3 separate regions of the Homo sapiens genome follow, and regions 2 and 3 are each linked to region 1. Evidence: read pairs that join two places in POLR2A ChIA-PET (ENCODE). Cell type or tissue: CD4-positive, alpha-beta T cell. All regions are shown on one strand.

The links. ChIA-PET counts read pairs that join two places held together with the same protein. Peaks named below come from ENCODE experiments on the same cell type or tissue, not always from the same donor. Only the 100,000 strongest peaks of a DNase experiment are listed, where the experiment ranks them.
Region 2: POLR2A ChIA-PET joins it to region 1 with 6 read pairs; 3 of 35 experiments call an interaction of 5 or more read pairs at or near these places.
Region 3: POLR2A ChIA-PET joins it to region 1 with 7 read pairs; 9 of 35 experiments call an interaction of 5 or more read pairs at or near these places.

Annotation. Positions count from the first base shown.
Region 1 is chr9:93,143,158-93,145,657 of GRCh38, forward strand. All of the region lies in intron 1 of LOC124902212 (a long non-coding RNA gene), which reads left to right. Among named protein-coding and RNA genes, the nearest start is that of NINJ1, 10 kb to the left of the region's middle. RefSeq lists enhancers at 1-667, 668-1,540, 1,128-1,267. In CD4-positive, alpha-beta T cell, no CTCF peak of the experiment used is centred here; a DNase peak (open chromatin) is centred at 1,014; H3K27ac peaks cover 1,819 bases.
Region 2 is chr9:93,479,676-93,482,175 of GRCh38, forward strand. The region is part of intron 3 of FAM120A (family with sequence similarity 120 member A); the gene reads left to right. Among named protein-coding and RNA genes, the nearest start is that of FAM120AOS, 27 kb to the left of the region's middle. In CD4-positive, alpha-beta T cell, no CTCF peak of the experiment used is centred here; no DNase peak of the experiment used is centred here.
Region 3 is chr9:93,027,040-93,029,539 of GRCh38, forward strand. The region is part of intron 14 of FGD3 (FYVE, RhoGEF and PH domain containing 3); the gene reads left to right. Among named protein-coding and RNA genes, the nearest start is that of SUSD3, 30 kb to the right of the region's middle. RefSeq lists enhancers at 1,986-2,487, 2,488-2,500. In CD4-positive, alpha-beta T cell, no CTCF peak of the experiment used is centred here; a DNase peak (open chromatin) is centred at 1,532; H3K4me3 peaks cover 1,565 bases; H3K27ac peaks cover 2,500 bases.

The DNA.
Region 1 (2,500 bases):
AAAAAAAAGATACATCATCTGGGACAATAACCTTGAAAAGCAGGGGTCCCAGACGACCTTATTTGCAGAGAATGCGACTGCAGACGGCAAGCAGGGGGGCATGCCCTTCGCTCTCTGTCCTCTGCTCTTTGCCCCGGCCACTGTCGGCCTCATCTGAAGGCCACCTGTGCCTCACGGTCTGAAAACGCTGGTTTCCACAGCTGCTTCTCCTTCCAAATTTCCCTGGAGTCTTGCTTTGGTGGCGAACCTCTGGTTCTATTCCTTCCTTTTAACTGAAGCCTATAGGAAAAATTTGGAAGTTGAAATATGCCAGTCCAAGGAAGGTGGACGTGGAGTTCTGAGGGTGGGGGTGCTGCCAGGGAAGTGGCACTGTGCAGGGGACCGCCCCTGGGACCCCCTGGTTCCTGTCAAGAGCAGGTAGGGGCTGGGCGCGGTGGCTCACGCCTATAATCCCAGCACTTTGGGAGGTCAAGGAGAGTGGATCACCTAAGGTCAGGAGTTCAAGACCAGCTGACCAACATGGTGAAACCCCGTCTCTACTAAAAATACAAAAATTAGCTGGGCGTGGTGGCAGGCGCCTATAATCCCAGGTATTCAGGAGGCTGAGGCAGGAGAATAGCTTGAACCCAGGAGGCAGAGGTTGCAGTGAGCTGAGATCGCACCACTGCACTCCAGCCTGGGCGACAGAGCGAGACTCTGTCTACACACACACACACACACACACAGACACACACACACACACAGATCAGGTAGGATGTGAGGTGTGTCCTCATGGCCGGACATGGGGTGGGTGGGGCCAAACAACCACAGGGACTCGTCCTGTGGCCACTGCTGCTCAGGAAGTGGATCCCAAGGAGCAGAGTCGCCAGACCCCTCAGTTCCCAGCTCCACATTTAAGGCAGGTCTGGCCATGAGCCAGGCCTCTGCATGTGACCTGGGGCCTCACTGTGGCATGGCTGCCTGTCCCACCTGTGGATGTTGCCTGTGCTGTGTAGAAGCCACATAGCCTCCGGGGCGGCTCCCCAGAATGCCACATTTCCTGTCTCTGGCTCTGATGGCGTCTAGGCTGGCAGGGGTCCCGGCCCCAGCAGTACTGTTGCCGGGCAGAGCTCAGGGCCACGTGCAGTTGGGTCTGGCTGAGAGCATCTCATGGGTTTATGAGAACCCTTCCAGCACAAAGGGGCATTTATCAGGCAGGGATGGCATGTCTTGGTCTGAACACAGGAAACACAGAAATAGCCTTTCACAGAGTGCCAGCAGGGCTGGGCTCGCCTGCTGTGGAGGGTGTCGGCTTTCCAACTCCTTCTCCAAGCTGTGCGACCCGTCCATGTTCCCCTGTGAGTTGTTCTGTCCCAGACAGGGCATTCCCTGAGAACGCTCCTGCTGCAACTGGAGGGAGAGAGGCAGGGAGGGGAAAGGGGAAGACTTGCAGGGAGAAGGAAGAAGGGAGACAGATGGAGACAGACAGAAGGAGGGATGGAAGAAATGAGAGAGAGAGAGGGAGGGAGATGGAAACATAGATTGTCTCCACTGTGACACCCTGCCTCCATGGTTCTCCATGATGGGAATGGAATTCATGTCTCACCTGGCAGCAAGGGTCTCCACAATATGACTTCACCTTCTTTCTCTTAGTAAGGCGAGAGCAGACAGGCAGACACTCCAGGAAGTAACTGATGTGTCCCTGAAAATGCCTGTCTTTCCCAGCTTGTACAACTTTGCTTGTGTTATTTCTTCTGCCTATAATGACTCTCAAAATATCCAGATTGCAAAAGAATTAAGCCCCTTTTGATACCTATAAATAATTTCTATCATTGTAATATACTAAAAACCAATGATAGTAAGGTTTTGGAGAGGTAAAAAGCAGTCTCGTTGCCAGTACAGAGATTGAAGATTCAAAGGCTTCACTAATTAGGATGTGTTTTTCTCTCACATGAAAAAAGCCTGGATATAGGCAATCTAAGGCCAGCATGGTACCCCCGTAATTTTTTTTTTTTTGAGATGGAGTTTCACTCAGGCTGGAGTGCAATGGTGCAATCTCAGCTCACTGCAACCTCTGCCCCCGGGTTCAAGTGATTCTCCTTTCTCAGCCTCCCAGGTAGTTGGGATTACAGGTGCCTGCTGCCCCACCCAGCTATTTTTTTTTTTTTTGTATTTTTAGTAAAGACAGGTTTCCATCATGTTGGCCAGGTTGGTCTCGACCTCCTGACCTCAAGTGATCCAGCCACCTTGGCCTCCCATAGTGCTGGGATTACAGGCCTGAGCCACCGTGCCTGGCCTGTTTCTTTTTTTTTTTTTTTTTTTGAGACGGAGTCTCACTCTGTCGCCCAGTCTGGAGTGCAGTGGTGTGATCTTGGCTCACTGTAAGCTCCGCCTTCCGGGTTCACACCATTCTCCTGCCTCAGCCTCCTGAGTAGCTGGGACTACAGGTGCCCGCCACCACACCCAGCTAATTTTTTGTATTTTTTAGTAGAGAACGGGGTTTCACCGTATTAGCCAGAAT
Region 2 (2,500 bases), 340 kb after region 1:
AATCTTCAGTATGTTGGCAGCACTATGAATTTTTGTTTTCTTTATAAGTAGCATCCTTAGACTCATCTTTTAAACATGTGTCTTTACCAATTTCACTACATGCATTCATTCATTCACTGTAAATTTTTAACTCTCTGACTGTCATCGAACCAGCTACATCAGTTAGAAATTGTGAAGTCCTCCCTGACTGTCCACAGCCCTGGTTGTGTTGAAAGAATAGCACGTCTGCTTTGGGGCTCTGCGGGCTCAGAAGCACAAGGGAGAACAACTGTTAAATCATTGGGTAATATCTGCAGAGAGGAAAGCTAGGATGGGAGCCAAATTCTGTTTTGTCCTGCCTTATTAGTTAGTAGTAGATCGTGCTTATTACTAGATTATGAATGCAATGTTAGACATACTCAGAACCTAAAATTGGTAGAAGACAGTAGGAAATAGGATGTAAGGTGACTTCTTCATACCTCAATGGTAACCTTAAGAGCTGCTAGTAAGGTGGGCATTGAATTTCTTAGGTTTAGATGCAAAGACTACTTCATTTATGTTCAGAACACTTGGGCCATTTCATGTAACATGTAAAATTGTAGGATGGGGTTAGGGGTCAGATAGCTTCTAAGATGTGGTCAATTCTATAATGAGAGAAAGAAAACAAGAGTTATGTGTTACTCCCTATTCCTCGGGAGACCTGCTGTTGGGATTCCTTGCTGCAGTCCCGGAGATGCCTGGAGGCTGGGCTGGAGTGCGACCTCTGTCTCTACCCAGGCCCAGGTCCTGCAGAACAGGGAGCCTGGCAGCAGATGATACAGAGCAGGCTGGGCCAGGATGGGTAAAACCCCAGGGCTGCACAGACACCCAAGCCTGAGGCTGCGTTTATCTTACTTTGCTCTAAGTAAGTTACTCTGTTTGATTGGAAACATAAGAGAATCTTTTATGTACCTGGAAGAGTTGAGATACACTCCTGGAATGCCTCCCAAACAATGGGGAAGGCATTCCAGGAGTGCATCTCATTTCCTCGCTCATTTAAACTTTTTCCAATGGCAATATTTCTTAAAAGGGTCATATCTTTAATAAGGAAAATACATTGAATATCCTTTCAATGTGTTTTTGGACTCAGTGTTATAATTAGGAAGATTTGTGATTGTATTTACAGTAATGAAAAGTGGGCTGGATGCATATTGGTCTTTCGAAGAGGCTCCCACTGTTTGTGTTGCTCTGGGCCGCTGTGCTCCTTTCATGGTTTTAGTGTGGCTGGCAGTGTTGCATGAGAGAAATGGAAGGCGTCAGGCAGCCTGGTACCCAGAGAGCTGAGCCTGCAGAGCATGGGCTCCAGTCCCAAGCCCAGCCTCTGTTTCCCTTCAGGTGGTGCCCCCATGCCTGCCTCCTCCTGTGCCCTGGGAGTGGCTGGCCATTCGGTCTGCCTGGACATAAGGTTTAGTGAGCCTGTGGGTGCCCTGCATAGCTGGTGTGGCCTGTACTCATCAGAGGCGGCCTGCGGCTGTGGCAGTCCACCCTGGGCAGGGCCCCCTGGCTGTAGACATGTGCTAAGTGAGCAGTTTTTCAAAATGTGACTTTTGGGGTTTTAAAAATTGTATGATTTTGTGTCCTAACTGGTTACGGGAATTTTTTATTTTGGGTGGGCATTTTGTTGTTTTAATTTTTAAAAATGTTTTATAGATGTTTGCTGGCTTTATTTTTTTAAAAAAACATGTTTCTTGTTGCCTCTGGTTTTCTTGAATCTTGGGTTTTTAAACACTTTACAGAAGGCTTTTTGTCACTTGGGTGTTCTACATCCTATTGACCTCGTATTTGGGTATAATAACATTTAAGTTGGACCTGTTTAGTTTCAGGTCATTGTATTCATTTTAGTGGTTTTTGTGTTCCTTAACTTCATATTCAATTTCATATATTTTGAGTTTCCATCCATGCCAGTTGTTTGTGATGGCCAAGTATTCCCAACCACTGAGCCCTTCGAGCTCCTTTTGCCTCCTTGTCTGGGACACCCCAGCTTGCAGATTTTATATGGACTGATCCTTTCCTGAGACTTCACTACCAGCAGTTCTACTTTCTAGTTAGGTTTAGTCGGTTTTACTCTGTTTACACTGCAGTTCCCAGTCTTTTTGAAAGACCCCTTTTCTGCATGGTGAGCCTCCCCTAGAAGTACTTGTCCTCCCCCAGCCCTTTCTGACCCCATCAGCTGGTTATCCTAGGGCCAGGCTGGGTCCTGGGCCAGGCTGCACCCTCATTCATGGAACGCCATCTTCTCTGTATGATCCTCTCTTGGAGCTTCCCCTAAAGTACTCTTCTTGCTTTCTTCTACATCATCTTAGGAGCTCCCTCTAATTCCTAGCCCTGGCATTTCTTCCTTTTGATTTAAATGTCTTTGTGTATTTATCACCTTACCACTCTGATTCACTTATTTTGGTAATCTTTTACCAGCATTATCTTTCCCTGAGGCACCCGTATACCGGGGGCAATCTATCAGGCTGTATCAAGAAAACTTTTAGAT
Region 3 (2,500 bases), 120 kb before region 1:
TTGGGTGTGAGAGAAACTGCAGAGGGAGCCCAGGCCGCCTCACCTGTGTCTTTGGAGCAAGGCCCATTCAACAGAGGTGCCGGGGGCTGCAGCACAGCGAGTGAGAGTCCCTGTCACCCTCAAGCCAGCCCTGCCCTTGGGCTCCTGTGCCAAGCAGGACAGGTGCTGGGGGGACCTGCAGGTGGGCCAATGAACGGGGACCACAAACCAGGCCACACAGCTGGAAGTGCCCGGCCAGAATTTGCACAGAGGCACTGGTGTCAGTTTGTTGGGGCTGCCAGAACAAAATACTACCTGAGGCTGAAGTCTGAGATCAAGGTGTGGGTAGGGTTGGTTTATCCTGAGGCCTCACCTTGGCTTGGAGATGTCAGTTTCCTCCTTGTTTCCACACATGGTCTTCCCTCTGTGTCTCTGTGTCCTCATCTCTTCTTATAAAGACACCAGTAAGATTGAATCAGGGCCCAACCTGAGACCTCATTTTAACTTAATGTCTCTTTAAAGGCCCTGTCTCCAAATATAGTCACATTCAGAGTTACTGGGAATTATATTTTCAACATACGAATTTGGGGGGACATAGTTCAGCCCATCACAGCCTCCAATGCTTATGCCCAATCTGAGCCACCCCTTTCTTGCTTCTTCACCCCCAACCAGTTCAGTTCATCTTTTTCTTTCTTTCTTTTTTTTTTTTTTTTTTTTTTGAGTTGGGATCTTGCTGTGCTCTCCAGGCTGGAGTGCAATGGTGTGATCACAACTCACTGTAGCCTTGACCTCCCAGGCTCAAGCGATCCTCCTACCTAAGCCCCCCAAATATCTGGGACTACAGGCACGTGCCACCACATCAGCTAATTTTTTGGATTTTTGTTGAGACGGGGTCTCACTATGTCGCCCAGATTGGTCTCGAACTTCTGGCCTCAAGCAACCCTCCCGCCTCAGCCTCCCAAAGTGCTGGAATTACATGTGCGAGCCACTGCGCCTGGGCCTCCTTCTCCTTAAACCTGAAGAGTTTATGTTAAACTTTTTTTAAGCGTATGTTGTTTAGCATTTTCCTAAGGCAGTTTTGGACCCATACAAGTGGGGATAACCGCAATGAGTATCCCTCCCCAGCTCCAGAAACCTCAGCCTGGTGCTGTTCTTATGGCCCCTCAGCCCCTAGCCCCGACACACACACACACACACACGCACACACACACACACACACCCCAATTTTCTGTAATATTTTAAAGCATATCCCAGACCTCTTTTTATTCTGCTCAGCTACAGTAATGGTAAGCTTATTTTAGGTAGTTTTCTTTTAAACAGGAAAAAAAAAAAAAAAGAAAGAAAAACACCTGCAGGCTTCAGTTTCCCTGACTGGAGAGGTTGAGATAAACATTTCTAGTGGCAGTTCCAGCTCTGACATCCTGGGGAACTCGATACATATCTTTGCCTTTTCCTAAAGTCTTCTTAACAGTGGTTTCGGCACCCATAACAAAGTGTCTCAAGGGAGGCACCTCCTCCCCAGAGAGGAAATGCTGGGTGTGGACCAAGCTTCAAAAGCCCAGGAAGTTATTTCATCAAATGATGGGGCCTTTCCAGGGGTTGCAGGCTATTGTAACAGGAAACGGTAATTAGCAACTTGCCAAACGCAGTCGGGGTTTTATGTACTGTGATGAGGCTTACGACCCAGGGACCAGTCACCCATCCCATTTTACAGGTGAGGAAACTGAGGCTCAGAAAGGAGAGGTGAGTCATCCAGGGTTGCAGGGCTGACAGGAGGCAGGAGACTGGGGTCTCTCCACCTGGCACTGTTCATAATCAGACAGGGAAACCAAGGCTGGACTGGGCAGCCCCAGGCTACACCTGCTCCAGCCTCCACACCACCCTCCTCTGTAGGCAGTTCAGGCACAGGAGACAGAGGAGGGTACAGCCCCTGACCCTGGCCTCAGCTCTTCATGGCTTCCTCACATGTCCTCACAGTTTTTTTTTTTTTTTTTTTTTTTTTTTTTTTTTTTTTTTTTTGAGACAGAATCTCGCTCTATAGCCCAGGCTGGGGTGCAATGGCGGGATCTCAGTTCACTGCATCACTGCAACCAACCTCCGCCTCCTGGGTTGAAGCAATTCTCCTGCCTCAGCCTCCCGAGTAGCTGGGATTACAGGCACCCACTACCACTACCATGCCCGGCTATTTTTTGTATATTTTTTAGTAGAGGTGGAGTTTCACCATGTTGGCCAGGCTGGTCTCAAACTCCTGACCTCAAGTGATCTGCCCACCTCAGCCTCCCAAAGTGCTGGGATTACAGGCATGAGCCACTGCGTCCAGCCTCCCCCTAAAATGTTGCCATGCTTGTCTGCACACTCAGGCATGTGGGTGCACACCTATATTCATCCATGTGGCGTGCCTGGAGGGTGTGGCCCGCGGTGCCCAGTATAGAGCAGGCGCATGGCCACACGGCTCCAGTTGCAGACAGGGATGCCCCCGTCCCCAGGGCTGCAGGCCATGGCTGTGCTGCCCACTGCCCAC